Regions from separate parts of the Homo sapiens genome. Here region 1 is linked to region 2. The links are chromatin loops, found by intact Hi-C in ENCODE. Cell type or tissue: B cell. All regions are shown on one strand. Links, peaks and the distances in the headings refer to the core of each region. The heading gives the core; the rest is flanking DNA.

Evidence for each region. Hi-C counts contacts between places; a loop is a spot of excess contacts. Peaks named below come from ENCODE experiments on the same cell type or tissue, not always from the same donor. Only the 100,000 strongest peaks of a DNase experiment are listed, where the experiment ranks them.
Region 1: a loop joins it to region 2, with 15 times the contacts of the local background. A loop is called at or near these places in 13 of 110 quality-filtered maps.

The regions. Positions count from the first base shown.
Region 1 is chr18:3,121,077-3,134,311 of GRCh38, forward strand. It overlaps MYOM1 (myomesin 1), which reads right to left. Exons shown (of 38, transcript NM_003803.4): 17 at 10,299-10,420; 18 at 8,156-8,443; 19 at 5,625-5,821. Among named protein-coding and RNA genes, the nearest start is that of MYOM1, 92 kb to the right of the region's middle. In B cell, for the core only: CTCF peaks have their summits at 8,397 (motif pointing left) and 8,597; a DNase peak (open chromatin) is centred at 8,385.
Region 2 is chr18:2,987,211-3,003,698 of GRCh38, forward strand. The region is part of intron 1 of LPIN2 (lipin 2); the gene reads right to left. It also overlaps the pseudogene SNRPCP4. Among named protein-coding and RNA genes, the nearest start is that of LPIN2, 18 kb to the right of the region's middle. RefSeq lists enhancers at 10,935-11,034, 11,105-11,254, 11,522-11,621, 11,736-12,658. In B cell, for the core only: CTCF peaks have their summits at 5,930, 6,133 and 7,529 (motif pointing right); a DNase peak (open chromatin) is centred at 7,551; H3K4me3 peaks cover 435 bases; H3K27ac peaks cover 292 bases.

The sequences.
Region 1 (13,235 bases), core at 4,888-12,887, 130 kb after region 2:
TGATGTGGAAAGACTCAAAAATGGGAAAGAGAGAAAAGTTGATTAATAGACATGGAAGATAGAATGAGAACATCAAACATATGTTTAATTAGTTTTGGGAGAAGTGCAGAGAGAGAGAAAATGAGGGAGAAACAATATTTTAGGAGATACAGAATTTTCTAGAAAGATCTTCTGAAAAATCCAACCCACAGATGAAAAATCCTCTGCCCCCTAAAATCCCGGGTAGATACATCTTTTTTAAAAACCCACATCTAGACCTATAGTATTTTAAGTATAGCACACCAAAGATAAAGTGAACATATCAAAAGCTGTCCAAGAAAAAAGGCAAATTACCCTCAAACAAGCAAGCAGACCAAGAGTTGAATGTCAGCGGCAACAATGGGCCAGAAGATGGTGCAATTACATCTTCAAAGCACTTAATTAAAAGCAAATAAAATGGTAAATATATTGGTAAGTTGAATCTATAAAACAATAATCACATTGCTGTTTGGATTTTAAAAAGAATTAAAACACAGACACATACATACACAATAGCATACAAGTTGGGAAAAAGGTAAAGGGGTAAAGTTTTTAAGGCCCTTCTGTTTCTGAGACAAGAGTAAAACAAATGAAATAACTTCAGACTTTAAGTTGCACAGTCACCAAAACGAAAGAAACTCGGAATCTATAACTTTTAAGGTAGAATAGAAGGAAAAATTGAACAACTTTTAAAAACGATTCAAAAATAGTCAAAAAAGGACAGAAAATGAAACACAGAACAGGCCAGGTGTGGTGTCTGACGCCTGTAATCCCAGCACTTTGGGAGGCCGAGGCGGGCGGATCACTTGAGGTCAGGAGTTTGAGACCAGCCTGGCCAACATGGTGAAACCCTGTTTCTTCTAAAAATACAAAAATTAGCCAGGCGTGGTGGCACATGCCTGTAATTCCAGCTACTTGGGAGGCTGAGGCACGGGAATTGTTTGAACCCAGGAGGCGGAGGTTGCAGTGAGTCAAGATCATGCCACTGTACTCCAGCCTCAGGGACAGAGTGAGACTTTGTCTCAAAAAAAGAGAAAGAAACACAGAACAGAAAGGACAAATAGAAAGTACAAAATAAGATATTAGTTTTTTTTTTTTTTTAAGTAATCAGTAATAGCAAACAAATGACAAAGACTGTCAGGGAGGAAAAACACAAAATTTAACTCCGTGCTATTTTTAAGAGACACATGTAAAGCAGAAAGTTTCAGAAAGATAGAAAGTTAAAGGATGAAAAGCTACATACCATGCAAAAGTCACCCCACCCCAAAACCCTAGTGTATCTATGGTAATAACAGGCAATATAGACTTTAAGGTAAAATGTATTCATAATGGTAAAGAGTCACTTTGTATCCATTTAAAAATATCACTTCAAAATTCATAAGGCAACATTTTAAATGAGTGAACTTTATGATGTGTGAATTATATCTTAATAAAGGGAGACTATCCTGCATTTTTTTCCTTCCTGTACTATCCTTGTCAGATATTAGTATTAAATTAATTCTAGTCTCAGAATAATCTCACTCATGAACATAGAAGCAAAAATCCTAAACGATAATTGGCAAACAAAATCCAGGTGATATAAACAGAGTATATATAGTATCCAAGTTGAATTTATTCCAGGAATGCAAGGTAGTTTTAACATTAGACAATTACTAGAATATACCAAATTATAATAAAAGGGAAAAAAATCATATAATCTTCTCAATAGACCCCAAAAATGTTTTTGATAATTTTAATTAACTGTTGGCAAACGGGGAATAGAAGGAAACTTCCTTTAACCGATAATAGATGTCTACAAAACACCTGTAACACACAATACAGTATTTAATGGTGAAATGTTGTAAAATTTCCCTTTAAGATAACTATCAAGCCTAGAATGACCAACATCACCACTTTAAAAAAAAAGAAGAAAATCTGAGACGGTGTCGTGCTGTGTTGCCCAGGCTGGTCTTGAACTCCCGGGTTGAAGCAATCCACCGCCTCAGGCTCCCAAAGTGCTGGGATTACAGGTGTGAGCCACCATGCCCCCAGCACCACCACTTTTATTCAATATAGTGCTAAAGTCACTATGCAGAAAGTAAGGTAAGAAAATGAAGTAAAAGTTATAAAATTTGGAAATGAAGTAAATTGCCACTATTTGCAGATGATATGAATATACATAGACTCCAAAAGAACTTCAAGGTAACATTCAAATTATTTAAAAAATTTAACAAAAGACTACATATAATAATTATATGTGAAATCAATATATAAAAGTTATATTTCTCTTTACTAGCAATAAAAACTGATATAAAAATATACTGAAAATATATCGTCTCTATTAATAAATAACAAATGATATACAAACCTCTGTAGAGAATCGTAAAACTTTAATAAGAGGCTTTAAAAAGACCAAAACGAATGAAGAAAAATAACATGTTCATGGATTAGAAGGTTCAATATTTTTTAAATGTCAATTATTCCTTAATTTTTTTACAGATTCAATGCATCCTCAATCAGAATTCTAATGGGTTTAGTTGGGTTGAATGTAAGTTTTTTTATTGTTGTTTTCTTTTGTTTTGTCTTACTTATTATTATTACTATTTTTTTTTTTTTGGTAGAACTTGGGACCCTAATACTTAAATTTATATCAAGTGCAAAGGGCTAAGAGTAGCTCTGGAAAAAGAATAAACCAGGAGAAGCTGATCTATCAGTCATCAACTTTACTATAAAGCTATAATTTATTTTTATTTATTTATTTTTTTTGAGACAGGATCTCGCTCTGTCACCAAGCCTGGAGTGCAGTGGTGTGATCTCAGCTCACTGCAACCTCCACCTCCCGGGTTCAAGTGATTCTCATGCCTCAGCCTCCTGAGTAAAAGGTATAAAAGTAGCTGGGATTACACATGAGAGCCACCACTCCTGGCTAATTTTTGTATTTTTAGTAGAGACAGGGTTTCACCATGTTGGCCAGGCTGGTCTCAAACTCCTGGCCTCAAGTGATCCCCCCACCTCGGCCTCCCAAAGTGCTGAGACTACAGGTGCGAGCCACCATGCCCGGCCTATAAAGCTATAATATTTAAATCAGTGTGGTAGTCACCCACTGTTACACAAACAGACCAGTGGAACAGCATGGGAAGCACGAACACAGACTCACGCATATAAGGAAACGATATATGATACAGATACCCCTGCAGAATAGCAGGCAGACGACAAACTTTTCTTTTTTCTTTTTTTTTTTTTTTGAGATGGAGTCTCACTCTGTCGCCCAGGCTGGAGTGCAGTGGCGTGCGATCTTGGCTCACTGCAAGCTCCGCCTCCCAGGTTCACGCCATTCTCCTGCCTCAGCCTCCTGAGGAGCTGGGACTCCACCACTCCTGGGACTCCCGAGGAGCTGAGTGCCCGCCACCACGCCCGGCTAATTTTTTTGTATTTTTAGTAGAGACAGGGTTTCACCGTGTTAGCCAGGATAGTCTCGATCTCCTGACCTCATGATCCACCTGCCTCGGCCTCCCAAAGTGCTGGGATTACAGGCGTGAGCCACCGCGCCCGGCCCCAAACTTTTCAATAGATAATGCTGGGACAACTATGTCTCTGTGGGGGGGGGTTAATTTTGATGCTTAACTCACAGCATATAAAAATATAAAGGTGAATTAATGACAGAAATGTAAGTGGCAAAATAGTATAGCTTTTAGAATGTAATCAACTACAGTACCTCCATGATCTTGGAATAGAGAAGGCATTTCACCACAAAGGCACAAAAATCACTAAGGACAAAGCATATGTTAGTAAATATGACTACAATGAATTTGACATTAAAATTAAAGTCAGAGAAGATGTATGCGACTTACAGACCTGCAAAGGATTTCTACTCATAACATGTAAAGAACTTTGCAAGTCAACAAGAATGCATTAGAAAAATGGGCAAAAACCTTGAACAGGCATAAAAGAGGATATCAAAATGGACTGTGTACATAGGAAAGGATGTTCAAACTCATTTGACACTCAGATTGTCAAAGCTGAAAATGTGTGAATAGACCAAGTGTTGGCAAGGATGCAGAGTGATGGGAATTCTCACACACTCTTCAGAAGACAGTATGGAATTATCTAGTAAAGTGGAAGATAAACAGACCCCCTGACCCAGCCATTCTACATTTAGGTGATCACCCAGAGAAACTGGTGCACATATGTAGCAGCAGATAGATGTATACAAAATTGTTCATAGCTACTTTGCTTGATGTAGCTAAAAATGCAAAAATACCCAAATAGCAATAAGAATTGAATGAAAGAATATATTGTGATATGACCACATAATGGAATACCATACCATATAGCAATGAAAAAGAATGAGTTATAGCCACATGCACTAACAGGGAAGAATCTTAAAAATACAATTTTGTATAGGCGCAGTGGCTCACGCTTGTAATCCCAGCACTTTGGGAGGCTGAGGTGGGCAGATCACTTGAGGCCAGGAGCGAAACTCCATCTCAAAAAAAAAAAAAAAGCAACTTTGTTTTACGCATTCTCAGCATGTGTGTGATATTTCATAAATTTCAAATGTTAAATTAAAAGAGCATGGTGTTGAGTTGGGGCAGCTGTCATCCCTGGCCTCACCCTGCTCTGAACCCTCATGGCAGAGGATTCTGTGAGTGTTAAGAGGTGGTAGCTTGGATGTAGCTGATGAAGCTCTAGAGAAGAAAGTCATCAGCTAAGGCAACAGTGAGACTGTTCTGGTTCTCTTATGTGACCTGAGCAGTGGAGGCCCCCATGTAGAGGAGAACACATGTGAGGCCACCCTTTGTGGCCATCAAGCGACTATAACAAGCACCACTTCACAGCTGGTGAGCTGAGTCTAGCCATCAAGCCCATGTCCCTTCATCCGCTGTAATTTGGACACTGAAAGTTAAAAACCCAGCCGGCCGCGGTGGCTCATGCCTATAATCCCAGCACTTTGGGAGGCTGAGGTGAGCGGATCACTTGAGGCCAGGAGTTTGAGACCAGCCTGGCCAACATGGTGAAACCCTCTACTAAAAATAGAAAATTTAGCTGAGCATGGTGGCTTTCACTTGCAATCCCAGCTACTCAGGAGGCTGAGGCAGGAGAATCACTTTAACCTGGGAGGTGGAGTTTGCAGTGAGTTGAGATCACACTCCTGCATTCCAGCCTGGGGGACAGAGCAAGACTTCATCTCAAAAAAAAAAAAAAAAAAAGAAAGTTAAAAATCCAGAGTGTCATTAAATCCTGGGAATCTTTTTTTTTTTTCCCCCTCAACTTGAGGGCTGCAGAAGGATCCTGGGACTCTTGAGGCTAGTGGCATATTAATTGTAGATATTTTGTAAGTTTTGAAAAAAAAATTAGTTTGTACAGTAAGCGCACATTTCATAGTAAATATTCTAGGAATTTATTATGCTTATGTGTATGGATCAGAAAATATAAATCCTGCCTGGTTAGCCAAACTACTTGTATTCACCACAGTATATTTTTCACAAGACTCATGCCACTGCAGACAATGGACTCTGGAGAAATGACGTGACTCTCTTACAAGGTGCTGGGTGTGTGCCTGCCTGGGCGTGCAAGCATAGCGTCATACATAGGACACGCCACACTACAGAAAGTCACGTGCTTACCTTGTATGCCTCCTCACTGACAGCCTTGACATTGGCTTCTCTCCATTTTCCTGGTACCCCATCAATGACCTCGCGATAGTTCACATAATAGCCAGTAATTTCTGCCCCTCCAATCTTATCTGGTTGCTTCCATCCAAGAACCATTGAGTCACGAAAACTTTCAAGACAGGTGATATCACAGGGTGGAGATGGTGGTGCTGTAGCAATATGAATAGCTTGTGAGTAGGCAGAAATGCATTTATGATTCTATATATAAACATTTCCATGGGTGCCACATATGAGGGCACTAGATCTTGCAGTATAAAACTAAAATTCGAGGCTGATGAACTTGGCATTGAACTTGGTGAATGCAATGGACACAGTAAAAAGTACACTACAATTATTATTCCAAAGATAAAATGAACCTGTCCTAGCAAAATGGTACAATACCCTGAAAGAAAATGATTCTTTTCCCCATAAGAAGAAATATTTTTCCCAAGGTATAATTTTTGTTTCTTTATGTGGTTTAGTTTTCATTTGTTCCCTGATGAAAATGGAATGTGTATATCAATTTCTGCTGCAATTTGCTTATTCAGAATTTCCATATATATATATATATATATATATTTTTTTTTTTTTTTTTTTTGAGCTGGGGTTTTGCTCTTGTCACCCAGGCTTGAGTGCAATGGCACCATCTTGGCTCAATGCAACTTCCGTCTTCTGGGTTCAAGCAATTCTCCTGCCTCAGCCTCCCAAGTAGTTGGGATTATAGGTGTGCACCACCATGCCCGGCTAATTTTTGTATTATTAGGAGAGACAGGGTTTCACCATGTTGGCTAGGCTGGTCTCGAACTCCTGACCTTAGGTGATCCACCCACCTCAGCCTCCCAAAGTGCTGGGATTACAGGTGTGAATCACCACACCTGGCCCAGAATTTCCATATATTTCTCAAATGGTTAGCCTTTCACCATTCAGGCACACTTACCCTTGTGAGACCTTACAACTACACAACTCTGTCTGCACACAAGAAAAAAATTTACTCTAGAGCTCAGCTAAATGACAGCTTTAGAAAACATTTTTAAAAAACAGACACAATCTGCTATGTGACTTTCTCTTAGTGTATAATACTTTTATCACATTATTTTTAATCTGATGTTGGAATATTTTTCATGTGGTACAATACTATACAGCTGTCACCATGTTTATCAGTGCTTAGCTAGAAAAATATCTGGAGGATATTTCAAAAGTCCTCCTTCATTTATGTGGCTTTGCTGATCAGCTTTTCACTCAACTACTGAAATTACAGTTTTCAATGAAGAGAGGGGGTGAAGTGGTGGAAAGAAATACATCTAGATATGCAATAACATCGAAGAGAATTTTCTGAATGTTTATTTGGATTATAGGAGATAAAGAAACTATCTCATTCTTACCCAAAAAGAGTATCAGAAGAATGAAGGCTTTTAAAATAAAATACATTTATCTCTTCTCCACTTACCAACCTCCTTTATTCCTCACATTTTAAAAAAGCTTTCTCTCTCTCCCTCTATTTCAGAGCATTGTTGAATATGTGCTCTCAAATGAATATCTCCTCTCGAGTTGAGGGACAAAGAAAGGTGTCATAAAACAGAGGAGGTTATAGAAGTTGGGGTGGGGTTAGAAAAAAGAACTGGATGAGAGGCATTTAAAAATTTATCAGCACATGTGCTTCAGTTCATTGTTGTTTGATAGGAAAAACAATGTCTCCTAGGATATATTAGCCACAGGTACCAAATATCCTAATCAGATCATTCTTAGCCTACTGATAAATCATCTTAAATAAATCACTTCTGGGAATGAGGATCATATATCATACAATATAGCTATATGTGATTATAATTTTAACTTTTAAACTTTTCATGGTAACTCAAAGATATATTTATAGCTGTTTTTTTCTTTTCTTTTTTCATTTCAAAAAGTAGTAGGTAAGTAGCTATTTAGATTATTATTATTTTAGAAATTTTTAATCTTTTTATATACTTTTTTCACTTAAAGTATTTAATTTTCCAGTGTTGATTTTTCTTGCAAACTATTTAAATTAAATGTGAATAATCGCTTAATAATCTGAGGATGAGCAAGAAGGTAACAACTATGACCCTGGTACGATGTCACCTTCTTTGTGAGATCTTTCTCCTCTACATGTTCCAAACATGACTATTTCAAAGGACCTCACACAGGCTAGCAGTACCAAGTCCTGCTCTCACATCGAATTCTCTTAGCAAAATCAGGCCAGAGGTGTATCTGCCTGACAAACCAAGAAAGGCTCTATAACCAAATTACTTGAAACATTCTAGCATCATTAAGCACCCAAAATGATGTGTACAAGCCAAACCCATAGACAATTACTTTTCCAAGTCATCAGATGAAAGTACACATTTCAGATGGCTAGCTGAAAACACATACAATAAGAATGGACATTGATGAAAGCAAACATGGATGAAGGATGTGATGTAGACGATGAGAGGTGAGGACAGTGATGGAGACGGATGGAACAGCTTCCCTTTCTCAACTCTCACCTCTGTCTGTCTTCTTTTTCAGGGGGTCAGACTTACTTTTCCCCTGAGGAGCCGCTTTCTGTGGTGGCGGGGTAAGCTCTTCCTGAACTGTTTCACTTACTTTACTCACTTCTGTTTGGCCCAGGTTTTGAGAGCTACTGGGTAGTGAAGGTTTGTTAGGTTTGCTGCCAAGCAAAGCATCTTTCTGGAAGGTTGGCGGGGAGGCTTCATGCACGCGCCCCCTGGAGGCGGTTAGTCCACCAGGCTCATCGCTCAGTGCGGGACACACATCTGGAGACACTCCTCCCCCTACAGTTGCCAGACAACAACAGAAACGCATTGAGCCCGGACAGAGTATCAGCTGCTCTTATAGGATAGAACAAAGAGAAAAACATTAGGACCACAAGCAGAACAAAAACAGTCTTGGCTTAAAGAAAATCGCTCACATTTGCAAGAAATATGGAAAGACTACATTTCACACAATATACGCCAAGGAACATTTCACCTTCCCCGTATTCTGGAAAAAGAAGAAATGAGAACAAAGAAGCCAAAGATAGAATAGGAACCATTTCGATTTGCAGAACCCAAAGGGCTTTTAGTATATATAAGGAAAAGCAAATCTTAGACACAAATATTGAGAGATGTAAGCCCTATTATTCAACAGAATGAAAAAAGGACTATAAAGTGCACAAGAGACATCATATTAAAGATCCTAATTTTATAACACCTCGAATTATGTGCAGTACTACAATAGTAATGGTCTGTACCTCTCAACCTCAAAGAGACATGTTTAGAATGGTTCACATTATAAGGAATCTTCCTTCCTTCGTTTTCTTTCTTCTTTTTTTTTTTTTTGGAGTCTCACTCTGTCCCCCAGGCTGGAGTGCACTGGCGCAATCTCGGCTCACTGCAACCTCCACCTTCTGGGTTCAAACAATTCTCGTGCCTCAGCCTCCTAAGTAGCTGGGATTATAGGCATGCACCACCATACCCGGCTAATTTTTGTATTTTCAGTAGAGACAGGGTTTAGCCATGTAGGCCAGGTTGATCTCAAACTCCTGACCTCAAGTGATCCACCCGCCTTAGCCTCCCAAAGTGCTGGGATTACAGGCGTGAGCCACTGTGCCCGATCCCTATGTTATAAGGAATATGAAAAAGCTATATGAGATGCTAACTGAAGACAATCAATATTAAATCAGCTTTTTAAAAAACATGCGTTACTATATAATAAATTTTATTTTATTTATTTATTTATTTCAGACACAGGATCTTGCTTTGTTGTCCAGGGTGGAGTGCAGTGGTGAGATCATAGTTCACTGCAGCCTTGAACTCTTGGACTCAAGTGATCCACGTGCCTCAGCCTTCTGAATAGCTGGGACTACAGACATGCACCACCATGCCTGGCTAATTTTTTTTATTGTTATTTTTAGAAATGGGATTTCACTATGTTGCCCAAGTTGGTCTCAAACTCCTGGACTCAAGCAATCTGCCTGCCTCTCCCTCCCAAAGTGCTGGGATTACAGGTGTAAGCCCCCGTGCTCAGCCCACAAATATTATTTGTATTGTTTCTAACCACCTGGGTCCCTTTTCTACTTTATCCAAGATTGGGAGGTACATCACATACACACATATAATTACTTTATTACTGGTTTTATTCTGTTGGTTACTTTGCAAGCAAAGATGAAACATATGATTAAGCAATTACATGTGCCTTGCATGAATTTTAGAGGGGTTTATAAGAAGCATGTTAATGTTCTGTTAGCAAAAACAAGCCAGGCTCTGGCATAGACCAAATGGCTTTTAGGGACAAGATGATCTGTGTTATGGGTGATATACCACTTCATGGAATCGGAATGGCCCTTCACAGTCCCAGGATGAGCATGAAGTTAGAATGGAGTTTCACACAATGTGAAATATCTGAGGAAACTTGGGTTCGTGAAGATGAAAAGGCTATGGATGCACAGAATCTGGATAAGTGATGAAGGTCTGTAAAATGGCAGCTATGGAAGGTTAGACATCACCTAGAGTCAGAGAAAATGATCATCTAAGGATGCAATCATCCAGCAATATTGGAAGCTAAATAATTTCTGGAGAGGATGGTATCTTCCTTTCTAACATAGAAAAATCCATTTTTCCCCCATACAGTTATGCATAAGGAACTTACCAATAGCAGCTTTGACTTCAATAGCTTCTGAATCCTGGGAATATTCACTAAGTCCAGCTGCATTGACTGCTCTGACCCGGAAAATATAACTCTGACCAGTCACTAATCCATGACAAGTGAATCTAAAAGGAAAACAAGTTTTAAAAAATTTTCCTAGGAGGAAGATTAAGGAAGATGATTGTTAGCTTAATGGAGTGGATCTGGCTTTATGAAAACAATTCTTTTTTTTTTATTGTGATTTATTTTGAACAGAAATGGGGTCTTGCTGTGTTTCCCAGGCTAGTCTTGAACTCCTGGCCTCGAGCCATCCTCTCTCCCACCTCAGCCTCCTAAAGTGCTGGGATTACAGTTGTAAGCAGCATGCCCAGCTAATAATTCATTTTTTAAAGGAAGAAAAAGATGTAGAAAGATTCAGGTAATATATATACTTTAGACAAGAAGGTAACTAAGGCACTTTTCTAAACCCACTCTGTCAAAAAATGAGGAGCCCTGGTCTTCCCCAAATGCTCACCAGTAAAATAGGGATAATGATGCTTACATGATAATTTTCATGTAGAGGTTAGTTATAAAGTATATAAAGTACCTATATAGGGCCTGGCATATATGAGGTACTTAATAAATAATAATTAGTATTAAAATTATTAGTATTAATATTATTATATATATGTATATATAATAATAATATATACATATATAATAATATATATGAGTTATACTCTAAAATTATTATTATATATGTGTGTGTATATATATATATATATGAGTTATACTCTAAAATATATATATATATATTTTGAGACGGAGTCTCGCTCTGTTGCCCAGGCTGGAGTGCAGTAGTGCAATCTCAGCTCACTGCAACCTCCAACTCCCAGGTTCAAGCAATTCTCTGCCTCAGCCTCCTGAGTAGCTGGGACTACAGGCACCCACCACCACGCCTGGCTAATTTTTTTGTATTTTTACTAGAGATGGAGTTTCACCATCTTGGCCAGGCTGGTCTTGAACTCCGACCTCGTGATCCACCCACCTCGGCCTCCCAAAGTTCTGGGATTACAGGCAAGAGCCACCAAGCCCAGCCAACTCATATATATTTTTTAACTTTTATTTTAGGCTCAGGGATACATGGGAAGGTTTGTTATATTGGTAAACTCGTGTCACAGGGGTTTGTTGACGGATTATTTCATCACCCAGGTATTAAGCCTAATACCCAATTAATAATATGATCAATGACTATTTTAGGTATATAACTATGGCTGTAAGGCATTGGTGGCTCCTTGTCATAGAGGCCTAGTCACTGTCTCGCTGCATGCCAAGGAAGGTACTTACTTGGGAAATTACTATAGAATCTGAAGATAAGGTGAACAATGGATTCTAGAATTACCATTTAGATATGAAGATTCAATAATGAGGTGTGAATCCATGGGAAGTTTCATCCATAAAAACAACCTAACTCTTTTCATAGCTATTATGGCTATAAATAGCTGTTTCATGAATCACTGTAACATTTGAATCCATCCTAAGGACTGCAGCCAGAGGAAATAACAGGTCTGCTAACGAATCTATGACTATTCGCATGTTCAAGTATTTAACAAAGGAGCCATAATCTAGGCCAGCCCTTCAGTCCTTAGAGTCAGCTTTGCTTCAGCAAAGATTTATTGGGGTCTCGGTGTTCCAGACACTGAGTTAGGTACTGTGGACAAAAGATGAACAAAAAATGGTGCCTGCCCTCTAGCAGCTCCTGCCTACGCACCACCAGCATTTCTGAATAGTCCCAGGAAAATGCTGGGTAACTCCAAGGAAAAATGAAATACACCAACAGGCTAAATGAATCTCTTGCAAAACATATTGCCTTCCCTAATTAATCATTTATCTCTACTCTCTCACGTTCCGCAAAACCAACTCATTCTGTTGGGGTCCTCGGACTGAGAAGTGATCCAAGCCAGAAGCTGCCGAACGAGTCTATTTGACAATTTCTGGGAGGGCAGCATCCCCCTCTCATACTGGTCTCTGGTCTGGGTGCAGATCAGAATTCACCATCAATGTGCAAAGCTGATTGATAAAATAGTTGAAAGCAAGGAAGAAACCAACCCTCTCCCCATTAGAAACAAATACAAAGAGGCAGCAAATTATTCTGAATGTCTTTGTTTTGGTGTAACTATGTCTGCTTAGCACTGGGTTTAATCATGTTGATGTCCAGAATTTGTAAAATTTCGATACTTTTTTCTCTTCATTTAAAATTCCTGGGTAATTTATGTTAAGTAGAGTGTATTATATCCTCAGAATCTAATATCACGTTGCATATTAGATATAAAATCAGAGGGGTAAAAAAGGAAGAAGCAGCAAAAGCACTATGAAATGAACTCTTACAATAGTTGGCATTATGTGTTGCTAAGTGTTTAACATCATAAGTGAACCTTTTAAAAAAAGATGTATTGCATCTAATGTGTTCAATTTTAAATTCATTTAAATATCTAAAGTGTAATTGTTTTGTTTTGCTTGTTTGTTTTTTGAGACAGGGTCTTGCTCTGTTGCCCAGGCCAGAGTACAGTGTTGTGATCATAGCTCACTGCAGCCTTGATCTCCCAGGCTCAAGGAATTCTCCCACTTCAACCTCTTGAGTAGCTGGGACTACAGCACACCACCATGCTGGGCTGATTTTTGTATTTTTTGTAGAGGCAGGTTTTCGCCAGGTTGCCCAGGCTGGTCTCAAACTCCTGGGCTCAAGCAGGTCTCAAACTCCTGGGCTCAAGCAATCCGCCCACCTTGGCCTCCCAAAGTGTTGAGATTACAGGCATGAGCCACCACACCCAGCCTTGTTCTGTTTTGTTTTTTAGAGATGGGGTCTCCCTATGCTGTCCAGGCTGGCAGTGGCTATTTACAGGCCTGGTCATTGTATCCTACAACTTCAAACTCAAGCTGTAGTTGAACTCAAGTTGAACT
Region 2 (16,488 bases), core at 4,357-12,356:
TTTAATCTTTTCAGAAACAAATTACTTGTTATAGACTCACAATAACAGGGGTGGCTCAGTGCATCACAACACTGAGGCCAAGTGAAGGTGCTGGAAGAAGCCAGTGCTGGGTTCCTATACTCCAGATCAAAAAGTGAGATAGCTTAAAGCTTGTCCCCCAAAAACAGCAACAAACAACAAATAAGGTGAGCAAGAGTTGATTATATCATTAAGACAATCCAAAGAAAATATAAGTGAAAATTATCACAAAATGTATCGGCATCATGTAGGAACCCCTCATCCTCACATTCCTTGACTTATTTTTTTCCACGTGGACATTTCAGGTCCATCTTTGACTCCAATTTTCTCTTCCATAGCTGGTTCCTCACAACAGTTCTAATTCAAGATTTTCTCGACCACCTGAAAAACTGGTGATGGTTGTTTAAATTATTCTGTTGCTGTGATCTCTTTCAATTACTTAAAAATTTTTTATTTAAAAGATATTTGTAATCAGCTTTACTTAGTAAATTACTCTTAGTAATTACTCTTCTTCCTGCCACCTTCTTCCATCTATAGAAACGAACGGCTGCTGTAATTTTAAGTGTACTTAGAATCCAGGAGGGTGGATCACTTGAGGTCAGGAGTTCAAGACCAGCCTGGCCAACACAGTGAAACCTCATCTCTACTAAAAATACAAGAATTAGCTGAGTGTGGTGGCTCACGCCTGTAATCCCAGCTACTCAGGAGGCTGAGGCGGAGGTTGCAGTGAGCCAAGATCATACCACTGTTCTCCAGCCTGGGCGACAGAGTGAGAGACTGTCTCAAAAAAAAAAAAAAAAAAAAAAAAAAGAATCATCATGAGTGCTGCCAGCAGGCCAGATGGGTAACAGTATAAATTACTTATCTGTAGCCTTAAATGGGTCCCCAACAGAATCTGGCAACCCTCCTTTGTTTCTGTGGTCAGCTCTCTCTCCAAATTTCTGGTTCTTTTTCAAACTTCCATGCTCCTCAACCTGACTATATTCTGCCACTCTATTTCCCCATCAGAATGTACAACATTCCATATTCTTGAATGCAGGCTCATTTATGCTCTTCAGGAGAAACGGCAAAAATGACTAATATACTTTGCTATGAGAATAAAGAATTTAGTTTCACAATGTTTAGAAATTCTAATGCTATACTTAAGTGTTATGAAGAATTTTATTTAATTGGTGAAATTTAAATTAAAATGAAAGTAACTGAATTCTTAAATTATTACACTCAGTGAATCTGCCTACTTCAATCTAAAGCTTGACTGAGATGTGTAAGAAAAAGAGAAAACCTGAAACACTGATACTCAGCTTTATATGTAAGTTATATTCTACACATACAGATGAATCCAATTCCAGATGGTGACGGTAATTGCAATCTCCAGTGAGGGTAAAGCCTCAATGCACTAAGTAGTAAAAGAAAAGGGGAAAAGTTAGTCAGCTTTGCTACTCTTTCAAGTTAAATGCTGGTAATGTCTAAGATTTAACCTTGTAATGTCAAGACACAGATAGGATTCAAAAAGCAAAGAGGCATCTGAAAGTTGCAACATGAGAAGAAATGCTCCCTCTTCTAAGGATAAAGCACCATTGAAACAGAACAAGTGTGACATTTCATTTTATTTTTCTTCCAGACTCAACATACTTTAATATAAAAAAGCTCTCTCAGGAACAGGGCATTTAGTTTGTGTAAAAATCTTCAGCCTTTGCAACAAATTAATTGTATTCAATTTGAAAAAGTATACTTCAAGTACAACATAGGTATTTATATTGAAATCATAGAAGAAAACACAATCCTGGCAGCCAAGCACTATTTATTTAGTATTTACTCTAAGCCATACCCTGGAATTAATCCTTTGCATATATTATCTCTGATCTACACAATTCTCATGAAAGACAGATTTGCTTTATCCCTATATTTTACAGATGAAGAAATGGAGGTTTAGAGAGAGGTTATGTTAAATATCCAAGGACAAACCAGCTAGAGCTCAAGATGTCTTCCACAGTACCTTCTTAGACTCATTATTTAAGCTGAAATTCAGATTTACTATGCTAAGTATTTCTAAAATCTCAAACATTATGCAATGCATCTAAAAGAAAAAAAATGCCTAGGAATAAATTTAACCAAGGAGGTGAAAGCTTGTACAAATAAAATTGCAAAAATCACTGAAAAAAAAAATTAAAGATAACCTCAGTAAATAGAAAGACATCCGTGTTCGTGAATAGGAAGACTCAATATTGTTAAGATGCCAATATTACCTAAAGCGATCTTCAAATTCAAGGCAATCCCTATCAAAATTCCAAAAGCCTCAAATTCATATGGAGTTACAAGGGGCCCTGACTAGCCAAAATAATACTGAAAAAGAGCTAAGTTGGAAGACTTCCATTTCTTGATTTCAAAACTTTCAAAGTTACAGTAATCAGGCTGGGTGCAGTAGCTGACGCCTGTAATCCCATCACTTTGGGAGGCCAATGCGGGCAGAACACTTGAGGTCAGGAGTTCGAGACCAGCTTGGCCAACACAGTGAAACCCCGCCTCTACAAAAAATACAGAAATTAGGCAGGTGTGTGGCAGGCTCCTGTGGTCCCAGCCACTCGGGAGGCTGAGGCAGGAGAATCACTTGAACCCAGGAGGTGGAAGCTGCAGTGAGCTGAGATTGCACCACTGCACTCCAGCCTGGGTGACAGAGTGAGACTCTGTCTCAAAAAAAAAAAAAAAAATTACAGTAATCAAAACATTGTAGTACTGGCATAAAACAGACATACAGACCAATGGAATAGACTTGAGAGTCCAGAAATAAACCCAAACATTTATGGCCAATTGATATTTGACAAGAGTACCAAATCCACTGCATGGCGGAAGGAATAGTCTCAACGGATGGTGCTGACACAACTAAGTTTCTATATGCAAAAGAATGAAGTTGGAACCCTACTTTACACCATATTAAAAAATTAACTCAAAATGGATTAATGACCTAAAACCATAAAACTCTTAGAAGAAAACATAGGGTAAATCTTCATGATCTTGGATTTGGCAAATGATTCTCAGATATAACACCAAAAGCATGAGTAACAAAAACTAGATAAATTGGATTTCACTAAAAGTACTTTTTTTTGTATCAAAGGACATGATCAAGAAAAAGAATCATACAGAATGTAAGAAAATATTTGCAAATTGGGGAGTTTAACTCTAGAATATATTTAAAAATTCCTACAACAACTAAAAGACAAATGATTCAATTAAAATATGGGCAAAGGATCTAGATAAACCCTTCTTCAAAGAAGATATACAAAATGGCAAATAAATACTTGAAAAGATGCTCAACATCATTAACCATCCGGGAAAGGCAAATCAAAACCACAATGAGATACCAATTCATACCCACTACGATGGCTATAGTTTCTGTTAAAAAGGAAGAGAGTGGCCAATGGCCGTGACTACTGCAACACACACCTCATCCATGACTCTCCATTTATGAGAAAGACATATTGCAGTGGTAGGAAACAGAGACAGAATGTCAAAGATTACTATTAGAAATGGATGGAAGAACAGGCTCAGAGCCTGACTGACAAAATAAGGGTTGCACTTCAACAAGGAAAGATACTTCCTACTTCAATCTCTGTTCCCCGCCGGCAGGGACAATGATACTACCTCCCTCCAGTCTTCTGGGTCCTCCTCATCCTGGTATGATGCCAGCACCCCACACGGGGCCCTCCTCCTGGGATGATGCCAGTGGGACCTGCTCCTGGAATGAGGCTGCCCATGGGAGGCCACATGCCAATGATGCCTGGGCCCCCAATGATGAGACCTCTTGCTTGTCCCATGATGGTGCCCACTTGGCCCAGAATGACTCGAGCAGACAGAAAGGATAGAGGGGAGGCCTCCCTATATCAGTTTTATATTGCTTGCTCTGCTTCACCAGGAGATCACAATGCTGTGACTCTGGGTGTTTTCTTATCAGTCTGATACAGAAAAGGTGCTCCCCCTTCCTATTAAAGAAAGAATCATTTTGGAGTGGAGAAGTGGGACAAAAAAAGTGCAGTTTTTATCTATATTGTGAAATATGAAAATAAAATTGTCAACTTTTTTTAAAAAAGGAAAATATATGTTAGAAAGAAAACTGGAGAAACTGAAACACTTGTGCACTGTTGGTGAGAATGTCAAATGGTGTAACCACTGTAGAAAACAAGTTTGGTCGTTTCTCAAAAGCTAAATATGGAATTACCAGGCTCGGCACAGTGGCTCACACTGGGGCGGACTAAGGTGGGAGGATCATGTGAGCCCAGGAGTTAGAGACCAGTGTAGGCAACATAGTGAGACCCTGTTTCTACAAAACATAAACAAAATGAGCCAGGTGTGGTGTTGTACACCTATAATCACAGCTCCTGAGAAGGCTGAGGTGGGAGGACTGCTTGAGCCTAAGAGGTCGAGGCTGCAGTGAGCCGAGACCATGTCACTACACTCCAACCTGAGCACCAGAATGAGGGCCTGTCTCAAAAAATAATAATAATAAGGCCGGGCACAGTGGCTCACGCCTATAATCTCAGCACTTTGGGAGGGGGAGGTGGGTGGATCATGAGGTCAGGAATTCAAGATCAGCCTGGCCAAGATGGCGAAACCCCATCTCTACTAAAAATACAAAAATTAGCTGGGCGTGGTGGCGTGCACCTGTAATCCCAGCTACTTGGGAGGCTGAGGTAGAGAACTGCCGAACACAGGAGGCAGAGGTTGCAGTGAGCTGAGATAGCGCCACTGCACTCTAGCCTGGGCGACAGAGTGAGACTCCATCTCAAAAAAAAAAAAAAGTATAATACAATAAAAAATAAATATAGAATTGCCATATAATCCAGCAATTTCACTCCCAGGTACATACACAAAAGAACTGAAAACAGACATTTGTATACCAGTGTTCACGGCAGCATTATTCACAACAGCCAAAATGTGGAAACAACACAACTGTCCATCAACAGATGGAGAAACAAAATGTGTTATATTCATACAATGGAATATCATTCAGTCATGAAAACAAGTGAAGTTCTGATACATGCCACAACATGGACGAACCCTGAAAACATGCTAAAGGAAATAAGCCTGACACAAAAGGACAAATGTCATATGATTCCAATTATGTGAAATATCTAGAATAGGCAAATTCATAAATAAAAGGTAGATTAGAGGTTACCAGGTGGAGGAAATGGAGAGTTATTGCTTAATGGTTACAGAGTTTAGAGTCATGAAAAATTTTGGAAATAGCAGTGATGGTTGTACAACATAGTAAATGGTAGTTAATACCATGAAATCATACATTCAAAAATGGTTGAATCTTACTACAATTAGAAAATTATGCAATGGGGCCAGGCACAGTGGCTCACACCTGTAATCCCAACACTTTGGGAGGCCAAGGTGGGCAGATCTTGAGTTCCAGGAGTTCAAGACCAGCCTGGGCAATACAGTAGTGAGATCTCATCTCTATAAAAAATCTTTAGGCCGGGTGCGGTGGCTCATGCCTGTAATCCCAGCACTTTGGGAGGTCGAGGCGGGCAGATCATGAGGTCAGGAGATGGAGACCGTCCTGGCTAACACAGTGAAACCATGTCTCTACTAAAAATACAAAAAAAAATTAGCCAGGCCTGGTGGCGGGCGCCTGTAGTCCCAGCTACTCGGGAGGCTGAGGCAGGAGAATGGCGTGAACCTGGAAGGCGGAGCTTGCAGTGAGCTGAGATAGCACCACTGCACTCCAGCCAGTGAGACCCGTCTCAAAAAAAAAAAAAAAAAAAAATTTAAATATTAGCCAGGTGTGGTGGTGTACATCTGTAGTACTCAGAGGCTGAGGTGGGAGGATGGCTTGAGCTCAGGAGCTTGAGTGTGCAGTAAGCCATGATTGCACCACTGCGCTCCAGCCTGGGAAACAGAGCGAGACCCTGACGGAGGAAGAAAAAAGAAAGAAGAAAGGAAGAAGGAAAAAAGAAGAAAGGAGAAAGGAACAAAGAAGAAAGAAGAAGAAAGAAGAAAGAAAAAAGGTAGGAGAAGAAAAATAGGAATTAAAATTATGCAATAAAACTCTAATTGAAATGTAAAGCAATGTCAATACAGTCCATAGTTTAAAATGAGAATATATTTGTTCTTGGCTATAAATATCATCTTCTATTCCTATACTGTTACAAACTTCCTAGGTTATTTGAACAACTCACTGAATATCATTAACCCTCAATTTCCTCACCCAAAAAGTGAATTTCTAGATAATTTCTATGTATCCTTCTAGGTAAAACAATCTGACATTTCGAAAACTATGGCTTTCTGAGCATTCAACTCTACTAAGTAGAAAGCAAAGTATTTCCCACAACTTAGTTTTTACCACGAGCTTGGTGATTCCACAGCAATAACTTCAACAAAAAGTTAACGTGTAACTTTCATTTTATGTATACCTACACACAACAGAGAGCTTCTTCCTTCAGTCAAAAATTACACTGGACCACAACAAATCCACTTCTGATCTCAACACAAATTCCTAATCTTAGCTTCTAAACATCTAGAAGTAACCCTAGAGAATATATATAGCCCATGAGTAGTTTGTGCCATTCTCATTTCTGAGAACCCAACTAAGCTTTGCAATATACCCTCTTTACAGAAAACATGCAAACCAGCAGCATACATGTATACCGACACAACCATACACAGATTTGTGCTCTGAGGATCCGATGGAACCCCTCTATGGTTAGTCTGCAGACCCCAAGTAAAAAACCTCTGGTTCTAAACCACACTGCTATTTGAAAGATGAGAGCATACAGGTATTGAAAAAGTCAATTACTTCCCAGCCAAAGTAGTTAAAACATGCTCAATCTAGCCTTACACCACACAGTAACAGCCCTTAAAATGAAGCAGTACAGACTGTACATAAATGTACGCCTATCATTCAAGAACTTGCCCAGTGCCTGTAATATCTCAGGTACCAATACTGCCTTTAGTCCTGGGTCCTGCACTTTAGAAGGCTCTGTGTATCATAAACCCAAAATACAAAGGCAGTAAGTGTTTTTCTTCTTCATTTCAGACCTCTAGGAAAGTTTTTTGAAGACAATTTAGCTAAAGGAACAGGTGGTTATCACAAGCCAAGCTGCCCCAGACCTGTGCCCTGGTCAGTGTAGATGTGTGCAGCAGACCTATGGTCAGGCTCCCTAGGGCAGCTGGCAAAGGACAAGGCTTCTGCAGGGCCACTGGTGGCCATGGAGGCCGGGCCATGGGGGTGGTGACTGGATTTATAGCTTTAAAAAAATTTTTTAATGATATATCATAGTTGGGGAGGACATATAATAATATTTTATACATGTATACAATGTGTAATGCTCAAATCAGGGTAAATGGGATATCCATCCCCTCGAACATTTATCTTTTCTTTGGATTTACAGCTTTTAATAGTTTAGATACAGGTTTTCTCAGCCTATTGACATTTTTGGTCAGATAATTCTTTGCTTGGGAGGTGAGGAGTGTAGCAGCCCTGGCCTCCAACCACCAGATGCCAGTAGCACCCTCCCCAGTGGTGACAGCCAAAAAAATGTCTCCGGTTATTTCTGAATGTCCCCGGCGGCGGGTGGGGGCGGTGTGTGGGCAAAATTGTCTGCAGCTGAGAACCACTGGTTTAAACAGATGGTATATGGCCCTGTATTGATAAGCCTGTTCTGACTGGGTCCCCACAAACATGTTAGGGGTGGGCCGGCAAGCACATGACTTGGCTGAATTTAGACAGGGAGTTTTATACCACAGCTCTCCCACTTGATACAGACCTCCAGGATGGAACCTTCTTCAGTTTCAGGTCAACCTAAGCTTCACAGGCCCCCTTCATATAGCAGGGTTCAGAGCACCTGTCAGGTAGGACTGCTGTGAGGATCCCATGAGGTGGTGCCTGGAAACCACCAGCTGCTTAATAAATGCTAGTTTTCTTTTTTCTTCTCATTAAAAAAGAACTATGAACTGAATAGTTCCAAGACCTATGCCACAGTAAGTGCTTAGCAGATGACTGTTAGGATAGGATTCTAGCCATCAAGGAGCTATTTAATAATGAGGGACACTGGAAAGGAAAACAAATGACTTTCTAAATCTAAATGCTTCAATCATCAGCTCTTTGCATGTTTTAACTTCCCAAACCATTTCCCTATGCCTTAAGACTCATCCAACTGAACCCCACTCTTCAGCCTATTTGTCCCCAGTGTCTTCTCTTCTTCCAAGTTTTGGTGTAAAACTGTTTAGTCACATCTACACTCTAGTATGAATATTGTCTTTTAAATCAATCACCTCTGAAGGCTACAATAAATTAATTCCACTGATACACCACTGTGTAACATGACATGAGGGCTCCCCTTTCTTCCTGAAAGAACTATCTTTAAATTTAATTTAGGTGCCACACAGGATAAAAATGAGTGTCAATACCACATAGTCACAGAACTCTTATACTCCAAAAGTAAATATGATTCATCTGACATGCGTGGTTCATCAGATGTTGCTTTGAATGGCTTCTGGCTATTTCCAAAAACCTAATCTACCTTGAAGGGTAAAGATTTTCCACCGCTGGGGATAAAAGGATACACTGTGAGACTCTGAAAGCAATTTAAAAAGGAAGGGGTGTTTCAAAATGTTTTCCAGAATGACAGCATAGATGAAATGTATATGCTGTCCCTAAAGTGCAAAGTACATTTCATTGTGTAAGTTTCTGGTCATATTCCTTCACAGTCACATTTTTTAAGCAGGGTACCAAGCTTCCTTATTACATGTGTATAACGGAGGACAAAACTGAAGAATTAGAGGTAATTAGCTCTATGGACAAACTTAAGACTTATTAATAAAATGTTACGGCCGGGCGCTGTGGCTCACACCTATAATCCCAGCATTTTGGGAGGCCGAGGCGGGCGGATCATGAGGTCAGGAGATTGAGACCATCGTGGTCAACACAGTGAAACCCCATCTCTACTAACAATACAAAAAATTAGCTGAGCGTGGTGGTGCATGCCTGTAATCCCAGCTACTCGGGAGGCTGAGGCAGGAGAATAGCTTGAACCCGGGAGTGGGAGGTTGCAGTGAGCCGAGATCGCACCACTGCAGTCCAGCCTGGTGACAGTGCAAGACTTCATCCCAAAAATAAAAGTGTTACATTGGTTCTTTTATAATGTCCATCAATTACATCATCCAACCTCTCCATTTCAACAGGCATGGTGACGTTGCAGAAAAGATATGACTACATGCTTACCTCCCAGGAAAATATCTTTTTTTTTTTTTTTTTTTTTTTTTTTTGAGACAGAGTCTCTCTCTGTCACCCAGGCTGGAGTGCAGTGGCGCCATCTCAGCTCACTGCAAGCTCCGGCTCCCAGGTTCATGCCATTCTCCTGCCTCAGCCTCCCGAGTAGCTGGGACTACAGGTGCCCACCATCACGCCTGGCTAATTTTTTGTATTTTTAGTAGAGACGGGGTTTCACCGTGTTAGCCAGGATGGTCTCGATCTCCTGACGTCATGATCCACCCACCTCGGCCTTCCAAAGTGCTGGGATTACAGGCGTGAGCCACCACGCTCGACCAATATCTTTATCTATCTATTGAGTATCATATATATCCCAGAATAACAGACCCACATCCCACCATCTCCAAATAAAGCATCATTTGGTTCTACAAAGGCCTTGCCAATGGCACCAAGTTTGCTATATTTGCTAATGGTAAACTTCTGCATAAGAGGTGCCAGAATCAACACATCATAAATATGTACATTTCATTTTTGGAGGCTTGTATTTTTCTTTTTCTTTTGAGACAGAGTCTCACTCCCTCACCCAGGCTGGAGTGCGGTGGCGTGATCTCGGCTCATTGCAACCTCCACCTCCCGGATTCAAGCAATTCTCCTGCTTCAGCCTCCCGAGTAGCTAGGATTACAGGTACCCACCCCCACGCCTGGCTAATTTTTGTATTTTTAGTAGAAACGGGGTTTTGCCATGTTGGCTAGGCTGGTCTCAAACTCCTGACCTCAGGTGATCCGCCGGCCTTGGTGTCCCAAAGTACTGGGATTACAGGCTTGAGCCACTGTGCCTGGACTCATTTTTGTTTTTTGTTTTTTTTTAGTAGAGATGGGGTTTTACTCTGTTGGCCAGGCTGGTCTTGAACTCCTGACCTCATGTGATCCACCCTCCTCAGCCTCCCAAAGTGCTGGGATTACAAGCATGAGCCACTGCACCTGGCAGAGGCTTGTATTTTTCTAAACATAACAAATTCAAAGGAACATTAATGAAGTCAAAGCTATAGCAGTCACTTTCAAGACATCATCAGAGTACCAGGCCACTATGCCTATAACTCTGCAGTGTGCCACAATGAAACCAAGACAGTGCCCCAATTCTGATCAAAAGGTGACTTCTGCTGCATAAACAATTCACAAACCTTACATATGGCATCAATCATTGTTTAATGACTCCTGTGGGGGGAGAGCAGGCTCTTCCATAATTACTAAAAGCAGTATAACTCAAAAAGAAACAAAAAGTCACCAATTCATCAGCTTACTTAGCTGATGTCACAGAAGTAGCAGGAGGATTCCTTACCCCCCATGCCACAGACTTAGTTTTTCAAACATCTCCAATTTCTTGCTTTTAGCTCTCAAGGATGCAGTCCCCCAGCTTCCCAGAGGGAAGTCTGCTAGATCGGTAAGCATGAATTCACTACTTCCCTACTGTTTCCTTTGGAAGTGCCTGAAGTGTCTCCTTGTCTCAGTTAAACAGAACATGGTGACCGTGAGGCAGAGTTTCCAGTGCCAGGCAGCTCCAGGCACCCTGTGCCTGTGTTCTGCAGAGGAGTCTTTCCCAATGTCAATCAAAACACAGCTCAAGTTTCATGCCCTGCTTTATTAAATTCTGCATGGTGCCCACTGGGACCACAATGGAATCTTCAGAAACGTAAGGAGAGGTACCTCCCTTTCCTGGCTCTGGGAGGACACTTGGGTAAAGGGAAAGGCTGTGGCCATACCAACAGCACTGCTGCAATCAATGCCACCAATCACTCAGATTTAGGCTATTTTTAAGTAGTTTTGCAAAACAAATGCCAAGTAAGGCTGCACCAGTGTGTTATCACAAGCTGACTTGCATACTAAGCTACTTCAACAAGAGAGAAGGACTTCCAAGAGCAACAGCAAGTCAGCGAAACAGCACTTGAAAGTCAGAAAACAAGGCCTCTTTCACTCACTGATCTGCTCAACAGCAGTGTCTATTCTATTCTGAGAGCTGGGGATCAAGCAGTGAACTTGGCTGACAAGGTACCTGCCCTTGTAGTGGTTATATTCTAATGTGGGGAGGGAGAAAACAACAACAACAACATATGTTAGGCTGGGACAACTATTATAAAGGAAATAAAAGAGGGTGCTGCTCCCTGAAGAGAGGGAGGAAGAGCAGGAAGAGCCACTTTTAAGGAAAGAAAAGCGTTGTAGAGCCCAGAACAGGAAAATACATGACAGATTTTTTTTTAAGCAACAAAGCTCCAAGAAGGCTCATATCTGAAAAAAGAAATAGAGTATAACATGGAGGGACAGAGCATGATGAGAACCTGGCTAACATGTTCACGAAACTATGCCAGGATATAGATACGGTTTACTTTCTCATAAGACACTACTGCTGTTCTTTCTTTAGTCATTTTGCCAACCTTCAAATGACTTTAGAAACAAACCAAGAGTGAAAATGAGACAACTCAGATACTGTCATTAAACATTCAGGAACATGCAGAAATTTTGGCAGTCACAAGTCTGAACAAAAATCTCCAGTTGTAATCTAAAAATTACTTCCTAAGAGTTTCTTTCTGATCATTAGTGAAGATAGGTGTAACTAAAAGCATCTTTAAAAATATTGCTCTAACTAGACATCCTGTTAAACCCAGAGGATGTCACATGTGTTATCCCCACTCTCAAAACCCACTGTTTGGGTTGAAGTATATCCTCCAAAAAAGAAACGCTGAACTCCTAACCTCTGGTAGCTCAGAATGTGACCTTATTTGGAAAGGGGATCTTTACAGAGGTATTCAAGTTAAAACGAGGTCATTAAGGCTGGCCCTAATCCAGTAGGACTGATGTCCTTATAAAAAGAGGAAATCTGGTCCAGGCGCCGTGGCCCACGCCTGTAATCCCAGCACTCTGGGAGGCCAAAGCGGGCGGATCACGAGGTCAGGAGATCGAGACCATTCTGGCTAACATGGTGAAACCCCGTCTCTACTAAAAATACAAAAAAAAAAAAAAATTAGCCGGGCGCGGTTGCAGGCGCCTGTAGTCCCAGCTACTCAGGAGGCTGAGGCAGGAGAATGGCATGGCCCGGGAGGCGGAGCTTGCAGTGAGCCAAGATCACGCCACTGCACTCCAGCCTGGGTGACAGAGAGAAACTCCGTCTCAAAAAGAAAAAAAAAAAAGAGGAAATCTGGACAGAGAGACAGACATGCACACAGAAGAACGCCATGTGAATATAAAGGCAGAGATTGGGGTGATGCATCTGCAAGCCAAGGAACGCCAAAGGCTGCCAGCAACCCACCAGCAGCTAGGAGAGGACGCTAATAAAAATAAACATCCAAGAATGAGAAAGCGCTCTTGGAAATTAACACACAATTGTAAAATTAAGACATTCTATAGAAGGGTTGGAGAATAAATACCAGCCTGGGAAACACAGCAAGACCCTGTCTCTACAAAAATTAAAAAATAGCCAGGCACGGTGGGTCTCACCTGTAATCCCAGCACTTCAGGAGGCTGAGGTGGGAGGATCACTTAAGGCTGGAAGTTCAAGACCAACTTGGGCAACATTAGTGAGACCCTATCTCTGTTTTGTTTTTTTTTTTCTTTTAAAAAGAAGAAGAGGAGGAGGAGGAGGAAGAGGAGAAGGAGGAAGAGGGGAAAGAGGGGAAGGAGGGGAAGAAGGAGGAGGAGGAGGAGGAGGAGAAGGAGAAAATGTAGAAAGCAGATCTCCCAGTAAATCCAACAAGGATAAAGGAATGGGCAAAAGGAGGAAAAAGATGAATATCAGAGCATCAATCCAAAATGGCCCCAATATCTGACTTGTAGACTTTTTAAAGTACAGAAACAGGAGAGGAAAAAAAGGTAGGGAAAGGCAGGAGTTGGATATTATCAAATAAATCATACAAGAAATTTCCTGGCGTCAGAAACATGATTTTCCAAATTGAAAGTTCCCACCAGGTGCCCAGCTCAAAGGATAAAGAAACACCTGCACTGTTGTGGGCTCCACCTATGGCAGTCACGACAGAAACATGCTAATAATAGACAACGTTAAAGGCTACACAAAGGATTCCAAAATCACCATATGGGCACGACTACACAAAGCAGGATACACACCATGCCCTCCATCAGATGTACGGCACGTAGTGCCAGCTACTTCCCCAACATCATGAGTGTACACAGCTACAGATGATTCTACCTGTGGGGAGAGGCCTCACCAGGATTGATAAATACCCACTACAGTCTCTGGGTGTTTTTATGCCCTCTGGCCTGCGGAGACTCTGGTGACATAGGGCCTGCTAGCCAGGTCTAAGTAACGAAACAAGGCCAGGGGTAAGGATTCACTGTGAAGCCAGGTAAGGTGGGTACTTCCCGTGTTCCCTCCTAAGAGACTGTGTCTCGTCCAAAAACTGAGATGGCAAATCCCAAACCAAGGTGCTTCATCAAGAGATGGTAATGAGATACTTTAAAAAGAAACAAAGAAAGGTGCTAAAAAAAATGGGTAGGGGGGAAAGGATAGGAAAATGGGGAAAAAGAGGGGGGAGAGGGAGGGAGAGAGAGAGAAATTAAAAAGACTTGAGACTTCTCAAAAAAAGGTAACTTCTCAAAAGTAACAATTCTAAAGGAAAACTATTTCCATTCTAGCATTCTATAGCTAGCCTATCAGTTGGGTAGGAGGCTCAAATAAAGACATTTTCAGACACGTAAGCTCTCAAAGAATTTCCTCCCTGTAAACCCTTTCTCAAAAAGCTGCTAGAGGATGTGCTCCATCAAAATGAGGAGGCATGCCAAGAGAGAAGACAATGTGTAATCCAGGACTCAGAATCCAACACAGAAAATTACTGGGATTCAGGATGAGTGAGGTGTTGACTGCAGAGTTCTGTAGTCCTATCAGAAACTGGGGGCCTGAATTTGTGACTGGTACTAAGAAATGTAAACCAATAAAATAATTGTTGACTCCAGAGAAAAGAAAAATTTGAACTGGCAAAGAAATAAAAATCACTGCATATGCTCAGCTGTAAGCAATATTTAGCCATGAAAATATAAACAATGAATATTAAGAAAATTAGAAAATGGTATTGAGAGCTTAGTATAAAGAATTGTGCGTGTGAGAGGAGGGTTATATAAGAGATGAACCTTCATCTTGCAGCGTAGGAAATCAATAGAGAAGGTCTAAAATGAAAAAAACAAGCTACAGTAGTGTATGCATACAAGCATGGAATCAAATCCCACAAGCACAGAAAAGAAATGAAAGGGGCTTTTGCTAGGGAGCAGTAATCAGCTGTGAGAAAGAGAACTGGGGTTTTTCATAATAAACCTCACAGTACTATGTACTTAAATGTTTAAATTACATATAAAAATAAATACTTAAGATTTTAAAAGATAAATAGAACTATTATGTGATATAGCCTAATGAATAAGAATCACATTTACAGAAATGAAAACTACTTAAGGGAAGGAAAATAGGAACACCAAGCAAATATAAGCATTGTAAGGCTTTTTTTGTTTTGCTTTTAATTAGGAAAAGTTCCTTTCCAACTCTCAGGATCAGCACCTATGGTCCATCTGACCTGTAGGTATGTCTCATTAGTAAGACAAAACAAACAAACCAGGAAATTTAAATACAACAAAGTTATCTAGTTAATTCACTTGGGACAGGGAGATGTCCTAAAACAAAAGTCCTATTTCTTGACTGTCATGAAGATACCACACTTACAGGGGGAAGGTCCATTTCCATTTGATGACAAGGATAGCACTGAAAGATTCAGCCAGCATTTAAAAGGATGACCTTCAAAAGACCAAAAAAAAAAAAAAAAAAAAAACCCACCATAACAACATAGGTATACCAGTACCTACGTTTTTCAACTGGCAGAGAATAACATTTCATGTAGTTTTATAAGCTAAGAAAATTAGTGTCCATTCTAATGAAAATCAATTATTCAAGCTTATAGAAAAACATTAGAGGCCTTATGAACTAATCAGCAGATTTTTAAATTTTAGTCAAACGCTCACCTGCAATACACTAGGTATAGACAACTGTGCTTTCTAGACGTCCCATTCTAAACACAAAGATAAGGTCCCTCCTACAGGCCCACACATTAACAAAATTCATGCAGCCATAGATGAAATGATGGAAAAATCTTAAGGATTACATTTATAAACACATGTTGTGCATAACATTTGTATACAAGATTTCTAACTTTGGCACTATGAGAATAAAGAAATTTCTTTCTGGGTCAAGAAAGAAATTCTAAGCAAACACATTAAACAATGTTTTTCTTTGAGATAAAAACAAGCTTTTAACTAAACAGTAAATTCTCACATTAAAAATATAAGCCCAGAGCTAACTCCAAGACAGTTCCTCAGACTTTCCCACAATCGCTCAAGCAGTACTCCCTTCTAAGTCCCTCCCTGTCCCTGATTCATAAAACCCTGCTTTACGCAGAAGCAGACCTACTTGATTCCTCTATGACACTATCAGCTACTTCGGGACAAGAGGAATGTTCATTCATTCACCTTTCGCCCTTTGTCCTATGACTCTCTCAACACTGGCTTCTCTGGCCTAGTAAGACCTAGAGGTGGATGCGGGCTCCAGTTTAACATATGACCTCATTTAATCCTCAGAACCAGCCTGTCAAGTAGGTATTGTTATCTCCCTATTACAAAAGAGACAACTGAGTAAATGATACATCAAAAGTATATTCATGAATTTGGGAATTCCCAAAGGTCTATGAGTATATTTCTATTTAATGAAAGGTTCTTCATCAGAGCTGATGTATCATTCATTTATTCAATTACACTAAGTAAAGCACCACTAAAACTCCATTAGCGGGGAGCTCATCTGCAGATGTAGTTACCAAGTGAGTCAAATGATACAGTGAAGAAAGCACTAGTTCAAAAGACAGATCTGCTCAAAAAGAATTCAGATACTCACTTGTATTAGGGGTTTCCACTGGCTACCAACAATGTGATGGGACCTGGATTTCTGAACTGTTGCAGGAAGTCAGGGACCCTAAACAGAGGGACCAGCAGGAGCCGAGGCAGAAGAACATAAATTGTGAAGATTTCATGGACATTTATCAGTTCCCAAAATTAATACCTTTATAACTTCTTAAGCCTGTCTTTACTGCAGTCTCTGAACATAAATTGTGAAGATTTCATGGACTTTTGTCACTTCCCTAATAATCATCTTATAATTTCTTATGTCTGTTTTTACTTTAATCTCTTAATCACGTTATCTTCATAAGCTGAGAATGTACGTC